Linked DNA regions of Homo sapiens: regions 1 and 3 are each linked to region 2. The links are chromatin loops, found by intact Hi-C in ENCODE. Cell type or tissue: ascending aorta. All regions are shown on one strand. Each heading gives the region's core, and the rest is flanking DNA. Links, peaks and the distances in the headings are about the cores only.

Region 1 (7,858 bases), core at 1,863-6,862, 160 kb before region 2:
AGAGAGGCTGATTTGAGCCCCAGGGACAGAGTGTTCATTCACTCAGAGCTCTTAAGCTGAAGGCAACCTCTGCAAGGCAGGTGGCAGGGCCCTGTGTCTGCCTTCAGAGTCTTCCAAGGCTGGGGCTTCCAGAAACTTGCAGCAAGAGCTTCCTGGTCCTAAGTGGAACTCTTTTGGTTCCTGGGGATGTCTGCATAAGAAGCCAGGAGACTGGTGCAGTCTCAGCCCAGTGCACTGCCGCCCACGCCAACCCTGGGGCTGCAGCTCAGCCAACTTTGACTCACTCTCCAAGAATCATTCAAAATTGAGTCAACAATTAAGAATGATTACCAGATGACCACTAATGATGAAAGTTTCTCAAGGGTTCTGAACACACAACATCCAATGGCGTTTCTGCTGCTTGAACAGCTTAGCAGGACATGTCAGTCCTTCATTGCCCCTTCTCACACTTCCACACACCACAGGATGAAGACATTTATAGATCTCAAGAAACCTGGGGACTAGACCACAGGCAGCCCCAGTCATAGTTATCAGCTGAGGCATTTTCCCCAACAGATGCCAAGTGCTGCAGCAGAGAACTTGAGATTTTCACTTGAGTGGATGTCAGAGACAGAGAAAAACAGGTTGGCCTAGGGTGATGGGTGTCAAAATCTGCAGTACTACATGACAAGCTTTGTGGCAGAATTTGAGCTTATTTTTGCCTCTGTATCCAACTTTGTTAACATGCCACACTGTCCTCCGGGTGGTCTCAACGGACAGTGCAATCACAAGGATCATGAATCAGCTGAGCAGATCCGGGAACAGCACAGACTCCAAGGCAGAGTAGCTTCTGGAACAGCACGGACTCCAAGGCAGAGTAGCTTCTGGGACTGAACCCTGCCTCTGCTGCTTGCTAACCTTGCTATACCTCACTTTCCTCTCCTGTAAAAATGGGGATAATAACAGCACCTGCTATTGCTTGGTGGTTGTCATGAACATTTAATGAGTTAATATCTGTAAGTACTTAGACCTGGAACATGCTAAGCACCTCATATGTGTTTATTAAGTTTTTTGTGTTTGTCTTTTTTCCCAGAGTAAATAATCAGTTTTCATAATAACAAAGAACCATAGTTAACACTCACTGAGTGCTTTTGACATACAGGCAGTGAACTCTGATTGGATTACCACATTTAATTTTCATAGCCACCAAAGGAGGTAGCTGCTATTAATGTGCAAGTCTTAAAAATAAATTGCTAATGAGAGATGCAGGACAAACCTGGTCTGTGACTCCAGAACCCAAACTCTTCACCAGTGTATGCTTGAAGCATGAGAATCTCCTACTATCTTCTTTAAAAAGCTGATTGCGGGGCTCACCTCATGCCAAGGGCCCAAGTGCACCATATTCTTAAGAGGCTTTGGGGGCAGAATGAGACTTACTGGGTAAAAGGAGGGGGCAGCCAGATTACCCAGTGCTGCAGAGGATGGTCCACGATTCCCTCTCAGTACACCCCACAGGATGAGGTCACCAGCCCTGATCTTTCCCCAGAGGCTGGGGTGCCCAGCTCTGGACACCTGAGCCCTCAGCCTACCCCCTCTGAATGCAGCCATCCCCCAACTGAGTCAAAGGAACCATGGTCTGGTCAATTTTGTTCCTGTAGTTTTGCCATCTGTCACCCTACCTTAGGCTAACTCCTGTAGACCACCCTCCACTTCTGGAAGCTAACATTTCTTTAAAAACAAAAAACCTCCAACCCAAAATACTAATAAATAAAAACTGTTCGTTATTAAACTCCCTACATACTTAACAATTTGCATACAGAAATCAAGTCTGCTAAAAATCAATTACTGGGGTCTGAATACTTCAAACATGTATGCAAATTATTTAGAGTAAATGAACTTCACAGAGCAACAAAACAGTAACAAATCAAGCTGTCAGCATTTGTTTAATCACCTCGCCGCATTTTGTTTTTGAGAAACAGCAACACTGGGATTGAAAGGGGATGAGGAGTGTGTCATTTCCATTTAAACTCAGGCCTCCCAAATACGTTTTACCTAGCAGCCTCAAGGCTCAGGGTGATGGATGCTCCTGAAAGGCACCCAGCACCAGTACTGGAAAGGACTGTGGCTGCACTTTGAAAAGGGAAGGATAAGAGATCCGAATAATAAGTGGCATTTGAGAGGCCTTTTAATAAGTAGGGGAAACTGTAGGTGAGAAGGTAGGAGAGGCAGCTGAGCGTGACAGCCCTGAGCAGAGTTCAAAGTTTCCTTGTCATGGTGCTATTGATTTCCTGGGGACTTGCTCCAAGTTTCAATCTCTCTCCGCATACAAGGAGTGAGAGGATGCAGACATCCCCAGAGGATGACAAAGCCCTGTGTCTTCTCTACCTCTTCTATCACCAAACCTGCAGGACTCCTGTGGACCCAAACAGGACAGCATCCCTAGCACAGAGCAGGCGCCCACCAAAGGTTAATTTTATCTTTCCCACCTATATGCAGAACTATTCAAGAGTCAACTGGCACCCAGCACAAATCCAATTATTTTTTTCAAAATGACTTTTTACAGAAACCTTTCTCAAGGAACAAACCAAGAATGAATTAATTTAAAGAGATTTGTTAAGCTGTAAAGCATTGAATTCAAAAGCCAGTTAATTACTGGTTCCATGTAACTTTTTTTGATTAATTTTATTTTTAAGCTCACTACTTGGTCTCAATTAAGGTGGTGATATTTTAATTATCTTAATTGTTTCTGAACTTGTTTTTCAGTTCAACGAGTTATTTTTTAATTAGCTACATTGATTTTAAAATCCTGAATCAAGCCTTTGCACTCTTCTTGAGCACATCCTATAGGCTAATTGGCAAAGGGTCATGACACCTAGCACAGCAGAGCTTGATACCACCTCAGAGATGCTCAGATGAGAAGAAGGTTCCATTTTGTGGGGTGGCCCAAAGGGTTCCTCACCTGGGGGAAATCACACACATTTGTGTTTATTCAATTAATATTTACAGAGTATCATTCAGCGTGAAGAATCTTTCTGCAGGCTAAAGGTGAATACAAAGAGGTGAGCAAAAAGATGTTCTTCCAGCTCTCCAGGGGTTCACCGTTGAACATAGGAGACAGGTGAGACAGGTAAGGTACCTAATTCAGCCTTTCAGGGGGTCAGGTGAGACTTCCTGGACAGACTGACATCTATGGAAAAGTAGGTTTAAACCAGATAATAGGATGAGGAAGAACACTCCAGATAACAGGAAGTTGTCTTTCCAGGGGTAAGAAAGTTTGTGGCAGGCTTAAGGAATTCAAGTGTTTCATGAGGCTGGCAGCAGTTGGAGCAAGCCGGTGAGTAAAAAGGCTGGAGAAGAGGCTGAGCCTGGTCCTGAAGGGCCTTGGAGCCACAGGGACCATGCTGGGGAGCCAGGGCCTTTGAGTTCCACAGTGCCTTCAACCCAGCATGCAAGAACCTGTGACCAGACTAAAGTCGGGGGAGAGGGGCAGGAAGAGGGAACCCTAAATATGCATTTTATGTAGAAAGTGGCACTTAGTAAGAACAGACACACTACATATATTCTCGTCCGCCAAATGACAGAGGACATCAGGGCTGAAAGGCCCAGTGGTCAACTCTTAGAACCCCTTTTCTCCTGCCAGGAACCTCCTTCCTCCCTCTCCCCAGGAACACCAAGCCACACAGGATTCCGGGAGGCACAAGATACCTGTTGAGACCAGTAAGCAAAAGATTAATCTAAAACAGCAGCTTGAACTCCTGGCCCACTCTGGTGAGTTCCAGAATCTTCCTCAGGCCAGAGGCCACTCGATTTGCAAAAAGTCCACCAGTTAAAGATGCCTTGTTGTCTCGCTGTTGCTTTTAAGACTGCTCTCTGCCTGAGTCATGCGATCCCAAGGTTCACGTGAAGAGCAGACACTCCCAGTGATTCATTAGGAGTGACTTAATGGACGACTGACAAAGAAATTACACCAAACTGTGAAAACCTCGTCAAGCTATGAGCAGGAACATTTATTGCAGCTTGTCTGTCCCCATGGTAACCCGTGCATGCATCTTGCCTCCCTTGTCTCCAGAGAGGCTTGTTCACCAGCTGACGACAGAGCCTCTCAGAATATAAAATAGAAGATTCTGCCCATAGGATTTTTGCTGTAACCAGAGAAGAATGGCAGCTTGGAAAGCCTCCTCACAATTCTTTCCTTTCATATTCAAGGGGCTGGCCAAGTTCTCCGAGGCCAAACAAAGGGCCTATTAGACATGTGCCTGGATAGGGCAGAGAGCAGAGTGGCATAAAGGTTGGACTCATGCATTTAAGGATTGGGGAATTGGTGGGGAGGGACACAGGACAGACAGAGACAAAGAGGCAGAGGAGAGAAAGATGAGTCTGACCAAAGATAGCCCTCCTGGGAAGAGACCTTTTCTTTCCCCTTTAAACTGAGGTCCTGGGGACTTCTTTCTGTGTCAAAGATAAAAGCATCTTCTCTGTTACATTATTTGTGTATGTGTGTGTGTGAGGTGGGGGAGAGGGTTATAAATTGATAACAGCCTTTTTTGGGGGTCAATTTTTTGGTTGTGCCCTTAAATGATAACAATTGTTAAATGTAGGTAGATGGGTGTATAGCAGTTTATAGTATCCTCTCAACATTTTGGTATACATAAAAATTATAACAAGAGAAAAGGGAAAAAAGAAACATCCTATGACCCAGCAAGTGAACATATTAGGCAAAAATGTTCATCTTAATAATCTGTAATAAGGGAAAATTATAACACTTTGAATGTCCATCTGTGTTAGTCTGCTCGGGCAGCCATAATGAAAGTACCACAGACTGGTGGCTTAAACAACAGAAATTTATTTTCTCACAGTGCTGGGGACTAGAAGTCTGAGATCAGGGTGCCAGTAAGGTGAGGTTCTAGGAGGGCCCTCTTCCTGGCTTGCAGCCAGCCAGCTTTTTGCTACGTCCTTACATGGTCTTTCCTCGATGCAAGCACTTGGAGAGACAGAGAGCCAGCCCTCTCTCGTGTCTCTTCTTATAGGACACTTATCCTATCAGCTCAGGGCTCCACTCTTTGGACCTCTTTTAACCTTAATTACTTTCTTAGAGGCCCCCTCTCCAAATACAGACATCCTAGGAATTGGAGCTTCAACGTGGGAATTTGAGGGGGATAAAAACATTCAATCCAGAACACCAACTGTAGGGAAATGGTTTAGTTAATAACATAATACATTTTTTAAACATCATGCAACTATTTTACAGAAACTAGTAGATCTATATTTGGTAACATAGGTAGATATTTATGATAAATTAAGTGAAAAGGCAAGTTGAAGATGAGAAAACCAATTTGAAACGGTAAAGTAACTTCCCAGCACCATAAAGCCTTAATGGCAAAGCCAGTACTCAGAACCAGACCTGCCTTCTTCCAAAAGAAGCGCCTTTCCCTTCCCTACCCTTCCTCTCCGGACAGCCACAGCCTCTGCCCCACTCACAGACCAGGGCCCTCAGTTTCTCCTGATTGCCCTCTATCTCATATCCTGTCTGCAGCAAGGAGACAATGACAAGCCATGACCATGGCCAGGGTCCAGAGCAGGTGTCCAGCCCTGGGTGATCTTGGCATGTGTCTCTGAGATGAAGGAGTTAAGGACTACCCACTACTGAGAGTGTCTGGGAATTGCTTGGCCCCTCTGCTCACATGCAAAGCAAGACATTATGAGCAACCACTGATAAGCCCAACATGGTAATTTACATGTCCTGATCATTAGAAAAGAAGGCGTTAAGAGGGGTCTGCCAGAGCAGCTGTGGAAATGTGTGTCATAAAATCAACAACCACAAAATTTTATTAGCCTGGGCAGCCAAGCCTCCCTTCTCAAAGCTATCATCTCACATTTTCCCTGCTCCCCAGCTGCTCTGACAAGGACCCTCACTCAGCATTTCCATCAAGAAATTGATTTCCCTTTGAAAGTGTGATGGGAGTGGAAAGAGGAAGTAGAAGGAAAGGGGGAATTAAATAGAAAGGAAGGGGAGGGAGAACATTACATACTCTGTCACCCAATTAGGGGGCTGACATGGAGACAATGACAACGACCAACTATAGAATAATGTACTATTATCCTAATTCAACAATAAAGAAACTGATACAGAGATCAGATCATTCTTAATTTACCAACTGGTAACTGACAGAGAAATGTTAAGCCTGTTTGTGGTCACACAGCCAGTGAGCCTGGATTTTAATCTTGGCGAGTCTCACACCAAGGCTGATACTTGAAGCCACTAAGCCACTAATGAAAATAACTTCTGATGGGGATAAAGGTGATGATTAAAGTGTCAAGCAGCAATGTATCACACCCCTCTGTCCACCTTCCCCAAGATTCATGTTACCCAGAAGACCTCATAAAAAAAGACTTCCTGTGAAAAAAAAAGATTGAGCTATCAGAAATCAAAGCCAAATTGCTGGCTATCTTAATAAGCTTGTATTACTTTTATAATGAATACAAAAGTGCGAGCTGCTTTTAAAGGCAATGCTGCTGTCCTGTGAACTTAACTCCCTCTGACTTAAGAAACAATAGTGACCAGGTGAACTGACTGTGGTTCCTTCCGTGAGGGGTTTCTGTGAAGTGTGCGTATGTTCCACACTGCTAATGGGGAGATGCATGAAGCCCAGCGCAGCATGGGACAGGGCAGTGTAGGCAACAGGAGCTGAGAATGGCCTGGCCTCTAAGTAGAGAAAAAGATATCATCCACAGAGAAGTCTTCACCTTCTCATCCATCACAATGGCCAGAATTTATTAAAATGCTATAATAGTAAAGGTATTTGGGTTCTATTTCATTATAATTGACATAAATTATTCATAAGACATTTATGAACAAAGGAGAGAGATTTACTCAAAATACAAAAGAACCAATTCTATAACCTAAGAGAATAAGAGGGCATAAAAAGCATAGTAAAAATCAAATATTTCCTGGAAAAAAGTGTACTTAAAAGATCACTGTGGCTCACACAGTCTATCTTTTGTACCTGTGCTTCACTTTAATGCAATTAAAATTTCTATAAAAACATGGAGCTTTTCCCAGGCCAAAGACATCCAGAGAATTAACTCTTTTGGTGCTGATTATTCTGACATTATTCAGCAGCCATGGTTGTTGATCATGTAAGGATTGGGAAACTCAGCAACTCCAAGAATTTCTGCCAAATTTTTAGTGTACCTAGAAGATAAGAACCCAAAGCATTTGGCTCGGAGAGATGTAAGTTTGAGAGGAGAGAGGCAGCTTTGCCACTTCTTGCCTATGAGGTATCTTGATGGGTTACTCAACTCTTTAGGATTCAGTTGCAGGCAAACAGATCCACTTTACTGAGATGTTGTGAGGATCTGATGGGATAACACATGAAGGTTTTCTAGCACAGGGCCTGGCGCACAGTTCATGCTCATTTATTATCCTCATGGCTTTTACCAGCTCTTTTTAGCTTGCTCCTAAAATACAGAAAATGGATGTCCACCAAGGGCAAGGGACCCTGGACACTTCAGAAACACAAGATCCTGGAGCCATAATTCTGTTCAGTCTTTCCAATCTCAAAATGGTAAACTCTATAAGAAGAAACATTAAAGCTTTTCAACATCAAGCATGGGGTCCACTTTGTCCCGAAAACTTCTGCTGACTAACCACATCCACACCACTGATGAAGCCACCCTACAACAAACAAGTAGCTCATGCCTCTCTAGTAGAGCTGTACTCTGCCTTGTCTCTACCCACAGATAGTAAGGGCTGGGAATAAAGGATGAAAATCCTCTTCCTCTCCTAAGTTTTGGGCACTAGGTTCACACAACAGAGCCTTGTACACAAACCTACGCTCATGCTCTTTTTGTTTTAGGAGAAGCTCTGTGGGCTTTGAAA
Region 2 (7,858 bases), core at 950-5,949:
GAGCCAATTCAATTCTGCTGCACTATGCTGAAGCTTCTCTTCTCACCATTTTTTTTGTGTTCTGGTCCATGGTTTTTACCCATTGTGGGTAACACTCATAATGGTTTGCAAAAGTTGTCTAGCAAAGGAAGAATCTGGCACATGATGCTAAAATGCCAATTTCCCAGATAAAAACCTACAGAACACAGAGCAAAGGCCAGCAGGCTTTTAGTCATTGGTGACCACTTCGGTGACTTAGAGAGCACATCATAAAAACTGCTGCAGCCTGGATGGACTGCCCTGCAGTTGTCAGAAATTGAGAGTATAATAGGCAAAGATGGATGCCTGACATGGCCTTGAGGACTTTGCCTGGAAGGGTGACTGCCAACATCTGAAGACTAGAACGCTGTGCTGCAGGGGCTCAAGTGTCATGACCTTGCATAGTGCTGACTCAGTGAGCACTTTCATTTCCAGGAACACATCCTGCACTAAACCAGGTATGCATTTCCATAATGACAAAACAAGGTAAATGTCCAAAAGAAATGAATGTGATGCCATGAGCCATGAAGATTAAAATGATGATATACACAAAGGGCTGAGCACAGTGCCTGGCAGTTAGTAAATGCTCAACAAACAGCAGGTGCTGTTAGCCTTCCTATTATCTCCCCTATTGAACTTTACTACAGAGCAGGAGCAATGTCCTATAGTTCTTTGTATTCCCAACTGGACTTCAGCCAGTGCAGGGCATGCAAAAGTACTAAAAAGATATCATCTCATTAATTCTACCAAGATTTTTCAGACACACAAAGCCTTTGGACTAAGTTGACTGATTCTCATCCTTACCAGTCATCTGCCTATTTGATCTCAGAACAATTCCTGGCTCTGCCTCTCCTCTGCTCTGCTCTGTATCAGAGAGAAAAGCATTTCTCATTCTCCTTTGACCTCTGGCTGCAGCAAGGCAGCTTTGTCCAGTGGGAGGCCCAGATGGAATGTTGGAAGGTAGAAAACCAGAAGCCAGGGCATTTCTCCCCAGCTTCCCCTGCTTTGAGGGGCACCTCAGCAGTGAGAGAGCAGTGCCATGCATCTCTTCCAGGGCCCCGGTTCCAAAGGACAGCATATCTGCGGTTCCAGCTCCTACCAGAAGGCCCTGGCTCCTGGCCTCTGGTATCATCACTGCCTCCTCCCGTGTGACCCCTAGCCCAGGGGTGGTAGCAATTTCTTGCTCCTCTCAGCTCTTTCATCTCCTGTGTAACCAATTCCCTGTATAAAATATTTTCCATTTAAAACACCTATTATGGGTCTGTTTTCCTGATTGGACCCTGACAGATACACCATCTAAAGAAGAATTTTTATACAACCATCCTATGGAGTACTCAGCAGCCATTAGAAACAATGATACATATCTAAACATACTGATGTATAAAGATGACTGAGGGTTATGGTGAAGAGAACCAGAAGACAGTGAAACAGTGTTATACCCAGAGAGCAGACGTTGAGAAGTATGCACATTTACACACTTAAAAAAAATGACTGGAGAAATATACATAACATTTTGACTGTGGTTATCTCCAGGTGGTGAGATGCTGGATTTTTTCCCCCTTCTTTGTGCTTTTCTAAAGAATTTGATTATTCTGTAATGAGTAGGAATTGCTTTAATATCAGAACAAAAAAAAATTTCCCATTGCATTTTGGGGAAAAAGTCATCTAAAAGTAGATAGATCTTCAGTGTGAAGTGAAGGATGCATACATCATTGCCATCTTTCTTTCTCCTCTGTAACACTGAGAGACTCCCAAGGGGAACAGCTTTCCAAACTGGTTCCTGGCACAAGGAGAGGGGCAGCAGAGAGCCCATAAGAAAACTGTATGGATAAGGAGAAGGGCAAAGAGTTCCTGGAATTCCTGCTCAGGGTCCCAGGTGCCAGGCACCTCCTCTGTGGGCTCCTCTTGGCCGCCCCAGCCTGGTCTCCAGGCCTTTGTCCTCACCACCTGTTTCAGGAGCCCACTCCAGCTCCCTAGGAACCAAACCAAACCTCCCCTCCTCCTGAAGCCTTGCCCACTTTCTCAGCCAGGCATTGTTATTCTCCACCCAGTGCCTGCTCCTTTCCTCTTGGGACATGCACTAAACACATCCTATGTGTCTGATGAGTACATTGATCCTCTGTCATGGGTTGAGTGCGCTATAACCTGATTCTCACTCACTGTAATTATCTGTTAATAACAAACTCAAAAATGAGCCCAAATCCTGGTCCTGCCACTTAAAATCTGTGTTTCTATGTGTGCAGATTACTTATCTTCGCTGAGCTCTAAGTTAAGGCTACAGAGACTTATCACATAGAATGATCCTGAGGATTAAATAAGAAAATGCATGTGAAGCATCTAGTATCATGCCTCCCAAGTAGGAGGTGCTCAAACAGTGAGTACCCCCCATTCAATTTATAGTTTCTACTTTTCCAAGAGGGTCTGACATATCACATGTCATAGGCATTCTATAAATAGTTGTTACTTAATGTCTCTTTTTCCACATATACATCATTAATCTAGTTACCGAGGAACCTTCACTCAAAATTGCTTGCCTCTTTGTACAATAACCCCAGAGGCACAAAAGCCTAAAGAGAGCATAGACTTTCAAGCCAGGATCCTGTGATTCTTCCAATTCAGGTGGCACCACTCACTAGCTGTGTGTCTCAGCCAAGTTACTGAACCTCTCTGAGCCAGTTCTGTAGAATGGAAAAGACATTACCTTCTTCAAAAGGAGTCTTAAAAGGATTAAATGAGAAAACGTAGGCGCAAAGTGCTTAACACAGCTCCCAGCATGGGCAGTCTCTATAAATAGAAGTTCCTGTCTCTCCCATTTAAATGAATGGCACCAAGCTTTTCTGAGCTCAGGAAAAAAGTAAGCAGACCTCGCTGTAATTATAAACACCACAGCATAATGGCATCCAGGTGGAACCATGCTAGTGTCATCCTCATTTAAGAATTTTATATCGTCTACTGAGTTATTAGCTATAAGAAGCCATTCCCCAGAGGAGACTACAGTTGAAATAATTGTTTTGAAGAAAGTAGGGTGGATCAACATGCCAGAATCATTAATCATCAAAACAGCAACATATACTTGATGAGCTGGCCTCTGTGGAACTTGCTTTCTGTGACGAAAGGAGAATTTGCACAAAAATCTCCAGCCCTGTCATCCAACAACTCTTTGGCATTTTTCCTATATCTGCCCTGTTCCACTCAAACAAAGTGGGAATCTGCATCTGAAAATGACAGTTCCAATGGAGGATGGACCTCATCATTAATTGCTGCAAAGCTGCAAGGGTTTAATGGGTTTATTAATGAATTAATAATTTGGAGAACACTTACTGGCTATTTTCTACTGAATAACATCCATGTAAAACTGCAAAAGCCACCCAGGAAATGAGAAACTATGATGCTGAACAGAAGAAAAAGCTACCTCCCCCAGATGCAGGTAACACACAGCTTTAAAATCAATTTGACCCTCATGACAAAGGAACAGAAGGACTGCTCAATTCCCTAACACAGGCACCCTCTGTGAGGGAACAGGCCTTGGGGAACCCTTCTCTCATTCAAGAGCAAACCTCCGGAAGGCCAGTCTGAAAATCTATGTGTTTTCCTCTTAAAAAGCACATTTCCAAATGGGTACTAGGATCTCAGGCCACAAGGTAGAGCCTCTGAGTGTTGGTTTAACAAACAGAGATAATCCAAAAGGGATAAATTCAAAGTCATCTCTTTTCCCCATTGGCTTCAGAATGTCATGGTTTAATTTTAACCAGAACAAAAGCACTGATCCCAGAAAAAAAAAGATGAATCTTCTGGATACCTACTATGTGCTAAGCACCTCCCTACATTCTCTTGTTGAGGGGTGGGAAGGAGGGTGACTGCAAATTTCTGTCTGTTCCTGAGCCACCATGCTAATGTTTGGTTTTCAATCTGGACCGCATATTAAAACCACCTGGGGAGTATTAAAACATACCACTGTCTTGGATACCTTACAAATGTTCTTCTTCCATAAATAATTACAACAAGCATATATAACAGATAAGGATATTCCCACTCTGTTAAACCTCAGTTTCTTCATCTGCAAGCATAAGTAATGTGTCCAACATAATTTTAAATAATTTCAAACTATCTACTCCGCTCTTTTCCTTCAGTCTAATCTTTACACACACATAAGCACATGTGTACACTTTTATTGACTTTTCTCCTTTTGATAAATATCATGTATACTCTGAAAAATATATAAATATGTAAAAATTTTAAAATAATCACCTGAAAGCAGAACTCCCAGGAAGAATCACTGTTAACATTTTGATGTCTGCCTAGTCAGTCTTTTTGTATACTGTTTTTTAATTATGAAAGAATAGGATAAGTCTGTACCCAGTCTTTTGTAACCTGCTTTTTACACTTAATAAAGCATGAACTTTGCTTCATATCATTAAATATTCTACAGCATCATTTTAGTGGCTGCCTAGCATCGCAGTGTATGCCTGTGCCCTAATTTACTTAGCTCGCCTGAATTAATTAGGCTTTACTGTCTGACAAAAGTTAGTCTTCCATTTCTATCCCCAAACTAGAAAAATCAGGTACCCAGGTATTTGAAAATGTGGAGACACTTTCATTGCTTGGCACGTAGCTCCATTAATATGCCAATTCTTTCGGGTACTTCTTTTTCAAAGAGATCCTAGTCACATCTCATTTCAATAAATGCCTGGAAACCCCCTAGGGGATGGCTCAATATTCAAACTCAACTCCCTTAAATCCCTAGCAGCAGAGCTGGCCTGAAAGAGCTTACCATGCCTGGTCCCAGGCAGCCTGCTGTCAGGAGAGGTGGAGAGGGAAGGAATGTCACAGGTTCCAGACTCCAGGGTCTGGCCTAGTCTTGGGACCTCAGAGGGTCATGGATCTGCTTGATCTCATCCCCACAGCACTCAAATGAGAGAGACCTCCTCCAGGAGGGTTGGAGAATAAAGCAAAAAATTGCTGAGGCCTTCAGGAAAACCATGCCATAAACAGTCAAAACCCTTTGTCACCACACTGGTGAGGAAGGACCAGAATTTTGGTTGTTTTTTTTAAATTTTTTGTTGTTGTTGTTTTCTCTTAATTTAAATTCAGATGCTGGGTTACGAATTATATTATTCCAAGAAGTGCCAATGCAGGAGCCCACAGCTGTCAGGAATCTGGGGTGGTTTAGGTTGGAATGTGTGCTCTTTCAGGAGCAGCAGGCCCATCCTTCAAGCACACAGCGAGTAGGGTACAGTGGATAGGGTACAGTGGACAGGAAAGCACCCACAGGGGCTGTGTATAGAGGTTCTGAAAAGAGATGCTCTCTCTGCCCCAAAATCCTACTTCTATCTCTCTCCCATCATCCCCATCCAGTAAATTGTCCACTTGCAGGAGATTCCTTTGTGTTAGGAGGACTTCTCTGAAGACTAAATGCTACTGGAGGAGGAATGCCCACTTCTGTGTAGATCTGAAGGATGACAGCTACCATCAGGCCACAGTCAACCAGGGACAGGCCCATTTTCCTACTGGCAGGTAAACATGAATCCCAACCAGGAGTATCCTGGGTTGCTGTCTTCCCCGTGCAGCTCCTACAGTAAAAGAAAGGCTAGACCCAGGAGAACACAATGCCACCTACTTGGGGTAACAGAGGGTGGGGTTAAGTTACCTGGACCAAAATGTGTCCCTACCATCCATTCCCAAAAGTGCCTGAAATTCCCACAGTTAGAGTCTCTCCTAAAAGCCCAGTGGAGATGTGTGTGTTTTAATAAACATAAAGCATTATACTTTTGGAGCAACACATAAGCCAGTCCCTGCTATACTCATTAATTCTATTAGCCTTATTGATAGGACACTACAATCATTTAGTTGGAAGTAGGGATGAGGTATGGGCACACAGAAGAGCCAGACATTGACAGGACAAAAAGATTAAAGAGAAGAAAAGTAAAGCCCAGCATTTTGCTTCAGAAAGTGTCTTACCTGCTGCAAGGGGTGGTCTCAGGAAATCATCAGGGCACAGGCCGGGCACCTGTGACACCCACCCAAAACAAGGACACCAGCAGCCTCAGAAGGGATCCATAGGAGAGTCACAGGCTCCAGCCTGCCTCCTACCTCCTCTTAAAATGAACCTGACCCCATTCTTCTAAGCTCCCAGAACATATTGCTACTTTGCACAAATATAGATGCTCTGGGGAAAACAATCATCCAAGTCTATCCAAGCTACAACCCACTGCTTGGCCAGGAGGCCACCCTACCCTACCCAGCTGCTGCCTATAGTTCTTCCAGAGCTCCTTGGACCAAGGGCATTTACAAAAGGGTTGCATTCATGCATGACAGGAAAAGGAACCATTTTCCTACCTAGCTCTTTCTGATCATATACTGCAAGGCTCCACATCCTGGGGGAAATGAAGAACCCCTTTATAAATGCTTCCCACAGAAGAGAGCAGCAGCAGAACTGACATACGCTCACAACAGGGAGATAAGGAGACTCTGGCTAGAGCCTGCTTTTTGTGTTCCCAGATGGTCCTGCACCACACCCACCTGCAGACATCCAAGCTCTCCTCCCATCGTCCTCTCAGAGCTCCTTGTCTCTAGATCATCTCAATTCAGTTTGGCCTCAAGCTCTGAGCTCTACCCCTTAGGCTTTCCTGCCCAGGGGCTTTATCCCAGTTAACCCTCCATTTCTCCCCAGCCCCTCCCCAGCCTGACAGTCTCTGAGGACAAGCAGTGCCCATCTCATTTCCTTTTCTTGGCTCATTTTAATTAACAAGGCAACCAGGCACATCACTGCTCATCAGTGAATAAGGACCAGAAAACATCATTCTCTCACATGATACTGGGACAATTCTTACTTTCTAATACCAGTTCAAAGGCCTCCAAACTCCAGCCTCACAAACGCTACCATCTCTGCACTCTAGTATCTCCACCAGCTTCTGTGGGCTTGATTTAGAAGTGACACATGATTCCACAGAAGGAAGACAGGACTTGGCACATAACAAACCTGTACTGCAACCCCAGTTCTTCCAATGACAAGCTTTCTGAGTCTCATTTTCCTCACCTGTACAACAGAGATAATAAAACCTGCTTTGGGGATTTTCAAAAAATTAATTAGAAATGCCATCTATAAAGCACCCAGCAGAGTGCCAGGAACACACACTCTGTTCTCTATGAAAAGTAGCCAGTATCAGTATTTGTCACCTGTCTATTGTTTATCCACAGCTACAGTCCTTAGCTATCGGTTTACTGCCTGGCTCTATTTAAAAGGACATATGGGATCCTGCCATATTTAAAGGTTTTAGAGTGCATGGACCACGTTTTCCATGTTCTCTTTACTCCTCCACTGCCTCTCATCCTGAGCTCAGCACCAGCACCAAGCAGGTGCTCCATAAATTAGGCTCTCAGGACAACCCCAGCCAGTTCCATGTCTTTAATTGGCTTTACTGAGATAGTAGTGTTTAAAACTGTCTGTCCACCTACATGCACCAGCTCAGTCTCAATACCCAGCAGAAATGAGTTGTCTTCAGGAACATTTGAAAGAGTGGCTGTATGCACCAAAGTCAGCTTCAGTATGCACCAAATCCTGTAGCTTCTCTAAAATAGGAACCCTCACCTGTCTGCTTACCCCTGCCAATCCCGACAGGTCCCTACTCTTCTCTGATAGGGAAAAAAAATGGCAAAAGCTAGAACTAGAACTATGTCAAGGAATAGTTTCACTGTCTTAGCTAAAAATCCATCTCCTTCCACTAGGAAGCCTTCCAAGGTTCACCATGGACAGAATTCAACACTAATCCTCAGTGACTCTCTGTATTTCATATTCCATGGGGCTGTACTCCATGGAACTGTAATTCTCTCTCCATCTCAT
Region 3 (7,858 bases), core at 1,797-6,796, 110 kb before region 2:
CCTAACAGCTGTTTGACCATGGGCAAGTTACTTACCTACCAGAGTTCAGTCTCTACATTTACTAAATGGCTATGATAGTATTTCCCAATTTATATCCTAGTTGTAGAAATTAAACAAGACAATCTATATAAAGTACCTGATACAGTGCCTGACACACTGTGAGGACTAAGTAAATATTACAATCATCCTCCTCACTGCTACTGGTAAAACTTCTTAAAGTCAGAATTGTACAAAAATAAGAAAGGCAAATAATTTGTAATACCACCCCCCTATAGACATAATAGAGTGTTTTTTTCGTTATATTGACATCAGTATTTTTCTGTTATGAAATTGGGGTCATGTGATATAAACTTTGTCATATTCTGACCTTTTCACTTTTTTATGTCATAATTGTTGTTTAAAAACAAATGTAAAAAAGTTTCACATATTCTATTCTATAAAAGTATCAAAATTAATCCATCATAACAGTTCACCAACAAATGTTTCATTAAATGTTGGTTTTATAAATAATGCTGCAATGAATGCATTTCTGCATATGTCCTTGTCCTAATTTCATTTCCTTAGAAGAGACTCTGAAAGGATAAATTACTGTTTAACAAAACATATGTATTTTTTAAAATTCTCAATATATGGCTAACTGCTTTCCAGAATTTATACCTCCATGCTTTCTAGCATAGTGCTTGCCATATTGACGGGCTGGATAAACAGCTATCAAAGGGAGAAAGGAAAGTAAGCACTATCTTTTCAAAAAATACTGGCTAATAACAGAAAGATTGTTTCTTGTTGCATTTTTCACTTCTTTGAATGCTAATGAAGTTAAACTTTTTCATGCTAATTGTTTATCTACAGTCTACGAAATTTTTTGCTCATCTCTGTCTATTTACTAGTAAGACTTTAATACTTTTATTAATTTGTAAATGCTTTTTATATAGTATGGCTAGCATCTCCTTGACTTATTTGTGGCAACGTTTTTCTTAATTTGATTGGCGTGTTGTTTGATTTTTGACAGGTTTTAATTTTAGTGTATCCAAACTTGTTTTAAGATTATTGTCTTTATGGTTAGATGAAAACTCAACCATGTCTTCTATTACGTGTTCTAAATTTTTATACATAACTCTTCTGAATAAATACTAAACGACTGAATAAATGTATTTTGGTGGGTAGCATGGAATGCTACGTTAAAGCATTTGCAAAATCTACCTTAAAGTATCTGCAAAATCTCCCAGCACCATCAAGAGAACAATCCTTTATGTGATGCTGCCATAACCGTTTGTCAAAGACCTACCAATGACTATCAGGATTTATTTATGACTTGTGGATTCTAGTTCACTGTTCTGTCCATTAACTTTTTCACTGTTTACTGAGCTTTTAAGGAGGAAAAATTCATCTTCCTCAGAGTCTGAGTCAGTGGATTCTGTCACATTGTGACCCAGGAGAACACAGGGTGCTGCCACCTTATTGCGATGACAGCCACCTGTCTTAGAACCAGCCCACACGTTGACACAATGAACCCTGTGTTCAGAAGAACATGGCATCAGTCTGACACATGCCTCCAATATCATCAATACCACTCAGGCCAGCAATGACCCTCCTTCACCTCATGGATTCCCATCTCAGCTGTGGTTTTTGTTCTCTGCGTAGTTTCTCTTAAGTTCGGGCTGGTTAGAAAAGAGCCTCCTGGGTTGCATGAGTCACAACAGACCTAGTTTTGAGCACAAAGTTGACGAGGATGGTGCTCACCTCTCTGTGGCCGCTACTGAAACCTCATGAGCTCTGAGTCCTTGCTTTACCTGACCCATCAGCTGCATTAAACCCCAATGATCTCCTCCTCCTCCTTGAACATTTATTTTGCTTCTAGGACACCACATTCTCATGAGTTTCCTCCCCCTTTCGAGCAATTTCCTCTCAGCCTCTTCTTCTACTGTCTTCTCATTTTTCCAACTTCAGAATGTCAGAGAACCCAGTTTTTAGTCATTAGGCCCCTGCTTCTCTGCCTAGGTGATGCATCTCATGGTGCTAAATACCAACTACAAGCTGATGACTCCCAAAGCTTTTACATGCCCAACCTGGGTCCCTCCCCTGACATTCAGACCACTAGACTCAACCATCAACACAGAAGCCTCTAACGCATCCTGATATGAACACCCATCCTTCCCTGAAAATCAGCACTTCCTGCTGCCAGCCCCCTCTAGACTCCAGCAGCAAACTCACCAAAACATAGCCAGAACTCAGCAGCATCTTCTCGCCTCTGGCATCACCACTCTGGCCCAAGCCCCTAGTGCCCTGAGCCTGCGCTAGAGCAGCAGCCTCTAAGTGGTCTCCCTGCTTCTTCCATTTAGTCTGTGATCCCATGATATCACTCAAAGTGAAGAGTCCTTCTGTATTAGTCATGGCCCCATGGCTTCTCTGTTTTCATTGTCAAATATTTTCCACCCCCTCCACCCTCCACCAGATGTCCCTGTGATTCCTCAGACAGGCCAGATGCACCCTTTTGGGCCTCCGAACCTGCTGCTTCCCTCTCCCCAATGTCCCTGCCTCCTCACTTCATTCTAGTCTTTGCTCATTGGCAGCTTCTCAGTGAGGCCTTTCCCTGGCCCCATCTGAAATATCAAACCTCCTAAAATGAATAAAAAATAAAATGTCAACTCCTCACTTTATACCCCCACTTCCCTGCCTTACTTTTTCTCCTTGACACTTACACTACCAGACTCTGTGTTTTACTGATTTAGCCTGATTGCTGGCTGTCTCCCTCACCAGCATCTATGCTCCAGAAAGGCAGGCATTCCTGTCGGTTTACTGTTGCTAGAACAGTGTTTGGCACATAATAGGTAGGTACTTACTATTCATTCAGTGAATGGGAGTAAATGGATGAATTTACAAATTTGAATCCCTCTTTTTTTCAATTTTAATTTTTTTATTTCCATTTTTTATTTTAAGTTCTGTGATACATGTGCTGAATGTGCAGGTTACATAGGTATACATGTGCCATGGTGGTTTGCTGCACCTATTAACCCACCATCTAGTTTTAAGCCCCTCATGCATTAGGTATTTGTTGGAATCCCTCTTCTATAAACAAGGAAACTGAGGCTTTGAGTAGTTTAAAAACCTCCTGAGGTTGGAATTGGAACCCAGAGCCGATTCTAGAATAAGTCTTCTGTTAATGACACTGTGAGTATGAATTGAAAAGTTGGGCCAGTGACACTGTGAATAGACCCTGATGTACTTAGCAAGCCCCACTCTGTTTTACAACACAGCCGGGGATTTGTCCACTGGCATCTTTAGAATGTGGTTTTCTTGGGGAAAGAAAATAACAACAAAAAGGAAACAATACAGACATCAAGGCAACTGTCCTGTTGAGTTGTCCCAGGAAGGGAAAGGCATCAGCAAGACAATGTCTCACATTGAGTGAAGGATCTGATTGACAGAAAAGGAGAGGAATTAATTCATCAGAACAAAAGAGACCAGAAGGACTGGACCAGCAGAGAAGCATGCTGCCCATCTAGGGGCTCCATGGATGGAATGTTGATTACAAAACAAAACAGTCCTAATAAGATTACAGCTGATAATGAATCCACTACAAAACTCTGGAACGATGTTAGGATTTTAATAAGCATCCCCCAAAGACCATTCAGTCAATTTCACAAATACCCATTCTCATCACTTAATTCTAGTGGGGGAGAAGGACTGCTCTACCTACCTGTTTCCAAATTAATAATGTGCTTCATTCCTGTTATGCTTCAGAAACAAAGCCACCGTAACATTTCCAGCTGTTTGGGGAAGAATTTTAATATTCTCAATGCTAATATAAACAGAACCTTATTAACTAAGTCCCAGAGATGCCCCGTTTGGGATGTAATCCAAGCCCTGGTACCAATGCCAACGTTAACATTTGAAAATACCTCATGTGCATACTTCATTTGAACAATTACAGCAATATAAGCTTTCCTCTAGAAAAATGGAAAGAAAAAGCAAAGATAATGCTGCACCACACTGAGAAAGACTGCTTAATCCCAACTTGGATAATGGCTACAGTAAACGGTACACACTGTCTCTTCTTCATCATTTTCATACCAATACTCTATCAACTCTGAGGGGCCTATACTAAAAATACACCCAGCTCTATTCCATGCAGGGGAAAATAAAATGAGAAAACAAAACCCATGAGACTTAAATGCACATTGAAACTGCACCCCAGCAAGCCACACAACTCTCAGTCCAACCGAGGCCCAGATGTGGCACTGGTACCAAGTCTCCCAGCCCACTAGCTTTGCAGCCTGTGCCTGAACATTCCAACCTACAGGGGTGCTCAAGCCTGCTAAGGAACAATACGTGGCCAACCATCTGAGCAGAGCATGGGCTTTGCATCATTGGATGCAATCATTTCCCAATCATACTGATCCCATTCTTATGACTCGGCCTCTAGGGACATCCCAGACTCATGTAGCTGTAGCAAATCCTCACCACTTCCAATCCCAACACAGGAAAGGCTATGAATAGAATGATGAAAAGGAAAAACTGAAAGAAAGAAGTCATGGGGGAAGGTATGGTTTGTCTACTTGTTCAAAATCTGGACAAAACACTTGCTTGTGAATATACTGCTAATACACAATTTTTTGAATGTTTTTCTTGTGTTGGAAATAGAAACCCAGAAGGTTTCATGCAACATGACAAACCAGAAAAGCCAGACTAATGCCCAGGACAAGCTGGTATTCCACTCCATTTGAGACCTGGTTTTATCCATCCTGATATAGTTGTATGCAGGAATGTACATACACAAATGTACATGATATCAATTTTTGGTGTTCCCAGCATGTATAAATGCCTCCAGGAGAACCAATGAGTAAAAATTGTGTTGAACAGCCCTTAGAGGCTTTCAGTTCAAAAGTCATTTCCTCAGTTTGTAAATGAATTAGTTAGGTGTTCACAGGCTGAAACAGCTCCTTCACTTGAGGAACTCTGATTTGAAAAGGAAAATAACAGCAAAGCATTCTTTTCCTGGAATTAAAAATCAGGTCACAGTAAACTCAAAAATAACTTTGTAAAGGCTAAGGATGGGAATAGAAGAGTTCTTCTATAAATAATCACTAGCATCCATATTCATTGTAAGCCTTTTAAACTCGCTGGACAAGTAGCTTCAGAAAATCTGTGGCTGATCTGAATATGTTACTTTAAGAACATCATACATATTCACGTCCTTGTTGCATTCTAATCAACAAATCAAAGCACTCGACTAATTAAATGTTGATTGCTTGTTGCACAAAGGTGAAAGTCAACCTTCTTAGCCAAGGTTTGGGTTATTCTAACAAATGATGATAGTTCAGCTTTTTCAAGCCATTTTGTGCTTAATGAGTACATTACCCTTAATGAAACTTCATTTAGGCTAATGATTACCTTGGTTTACCAAGTAACTAACTGATGACAGCCTGTCTTTTAATGCTCTAAATGTGGTAACTGACACCATGGACATGAGTAATAGATTTCAAATACTTTTCTGTGCTTGGCCATTGGCAGTCAACAGATGATCTAGTGTGTCCCAGCGCCCAGGTGATGAGCTCAGCCTCATCATCGAGGGAAAAAGTGGCACCTGATATGAGATCTTCACTGATAAGGTTCACGAGAGCTTCAGCATCACCACCCAGGTGTGATGAGAACATTTCCCCAAATTAGGGTGGCAAGGTTAAAGACATGTCACTCATCTCATGAAGTGAAAAAGGCGATGAATGGCTCCAGGCCTAAGCAGCTTATCATTAACTCCCTGGGGAAGTCCCAGGGAGCTGCTTCTAATTACCAATGTTCACTATATGATTTCCTTATCATTACTGCTATTTACACTTTTTTTCTTAGGATGACATTACCATGTTTACCTGAAGGGTAATGTGTGCTTTAGCTAAATGAGAAAATCATCTTCTCTCTATAATCCTCGAGAACTTGGCATACGGGGCCACGTAAATGAATTTAAAGTATCTCACCAAGTCATCAACAGAAGTTATTTGCTTTATCCGGCTTACAACTTTTTGATTTATAGGGTGCTTTCTAACGTTGCACATGTAAACAAGAAACTACTTAGATCAGGAGCAATGTCACTCTTGCATAACTGTCTCTACTTCATCAATTAATCAAGCTGATTGGAGGACATTATGGAAAATCCCTCTTAAGTAATGTGGATTAGCAATGTAGATGTGCCACCACTTCCAAAGGGAGGGGAAAAGTTGAATTCTCCCTAAACGTGGAATGTTGGCAACACACAGAGTAACTCTGGATAGTGGATATGCGCTGGGGCTCTGGATTCTGACAGATCTGGATTTGTCCTGTACTCTGCATTTGCTTGGTGGCCTTGGGCTGGTTATCCAACCAGCTCTAGCCTTGTTTTACTCCTCTGTAACGTGGAAATAACTACTCCTAACTCTTGGTCTGTTATGAGGCATCAATCAATATCATGCCTACAAAGTCTTTAGCCCTGGCTTAATAAATGTTAGATGCTAATATTATTTTTTTATTTTGTTCAGAATATTTGTAGTGATATTAAGCCAGTAGCAAAACAGCTTAAAAATAGAAGACAGTTTTGTAAACCTGATGGAACAAAACCTAAAATGCTTCATGCATCCCCACTCTGTGTCTGGGAGAGCGCACTGTCTCAGCAGAAATGACTCAGCTCTGATGGAAAACTGAGGCAGCAGATTGGAAAGAGGGAAACATATCAGTTGGTTTCTAGGACCCTTCAATAAATGGCACCCTCCCCCACCTAATAGTAAAGGTAGAAATCTAAGAGCCAACCTTAAATTCACCTCATTTCTCTCATTCCCTTTGTTCAGCCCATCACCCTGTACCATAGATTCTACCTCTAAAACATACTCCCAAGACTCCCCCTCCTCTCTTGCACTTCTAGCACTTACCCCTAGGGCAAGCTGCAATATTACAAGCAGCTTGTAACTGACCTTCCCACTTCCAACCCCACCAAATGCAGTCTCCATCCAACAGCCAGACTTGTCTGCTTCAAACCCTTGAGCAGCTTCATCCTGCCTTTGGAATAAGGTCCATATCCGAATTGACCTCCACTGACCCCTGCAATCTCATATCCCGCTCTTTTCCCCTCACTGTATATACCCTAGAAGCACTCGCCTCTGCTTCTCGAGCATGCTTAGCTTGTTCCCACCTCAAGGCCATGTGCAAGTTGTTTCGTCTGCATGAAAGGCCAACTCCACCACCCTTTGCTTGGCTGGCTCCCTCTTTGTCAAGATCCAGCTAAAAGATTTTCTCCTAAGAAGTGATAATCCCAATGACTCCAAAGAAGATGATTTATTCCCTATCACCGTACGCCATTTGTTTCTTTACAAGTTTGCTGAAGTTGATGCTCCTTTTGCTTGTTTACCAGTTGATCTCCCCACTAGACTATAGGCTTCACAAGAGCAAGTTCATTCACTGCCATGTTGTCACTGTGTAGCACAGAATTTGGCATGGTACTTGGTAAGAATGAATTATTCAAGCGCTGTCAAGGAGTAAAGTGAGATGTGGATGTTTCTCTACATGGTTTCAGAATGAAAAGAAAAGCCATGAATGGGAAATATGAGGCAGCCTATTGCACGTCAGTGAAAGGAAGCTGTCGTGCTCTCTAAAGAGCTGTGTGCCCTGTGGGTAGTGAGTTTCCTAGGCCTGAGAATGTTCAAGCAGGGACAAGTCAACAGTTTACAGGAAATGAATAATTGGACTACACAACCTGGTAGGTGGCTTTCACCCTATGACTCCATGAGATGAAAAAGGCTCTGCTCTTGGCAGTGATGAATTGTCTGAGTCGGGTGGCAGGAAAGGAGACAGTGGAACTATGCACTTGGGATGCAGTGGCTCTCCCAGCTGCTGCTGT

Evidence for each region. Hi-C counts contacts between places; a loop is a spot of excess contacts. Peaks named below come from ENCODE experiments on the same cell type or tissue, not always from the same donor. Only the 100,000 strongest peaks of a DNase experiment are listed, where the experiment ranks them.
Region 1: it touches region 2 in a loop (3-fold over the local background); 2 of 110 quality-filtered maps call a loop at or near these places.
Region 3: it touches region 2 in a loop (2.9-fold over the local background); 2 of 110 quality-filtered maps call a loop at or near these places.

What each region holds. Positions count from the first base shown.
Region 1 is chr5:137,142,616-137,150,473 of GRCh38, forward strand. All of the region lies in intron 3 of SPOCK1 (SPARC (osteonectin), cwcv and kazal like domains proteoglycan 1), which reads right to left. Among named protein-coding and RNA genes, the nearest start is that of SPOCK1, 350 kb to the right of the region's middle. RefSeq lists an enhancer at 2,849-4,048. In ascending aorta, for the core only: no CTCF peak of the experiment used is centred there; a DNase peak (open chromatin) is centred at 3,986; H3K27ac peaks cover 1,604 bases.
Region 2 is chr5:137,307,452-137,315,309 of GRCh38, forward strand. The region is part of intron 2 of SPOCK1 (SPARC (osteonectin), cwcv and kazal like domains proteoglycan 1); the gene reads right to left. Among named protein-coding and RNA genes, the nearest start is that of SPOCK1, 190 kb to the right of the region's middle. In ascending aorta, for the core only: no CTCF peak of the experiment used is centred there; a DNase peak (open chromatin) is centred at 3,150; H3K27ac peaks cover 635 bases.
Region 3 is chr5:137,197,741-137,205,598 of GRCh38, forward strand. The region is part of intron 3 of SPOCK1 (SPARC (osteonectin), cwcv and kazal like domains proteoglycan 1); the gene reads right to left. Among named protein-coding and RNA genes, the nearest start is that of SPOCK1, 300 kb to the right of the region's middle. RefSeq lists an enhancer at 3,045-3,696. In ascending aorta, for the core only: a CTCF peak has its summit at 4,289; a DNase peak (open chromatin) is centred at 4,361.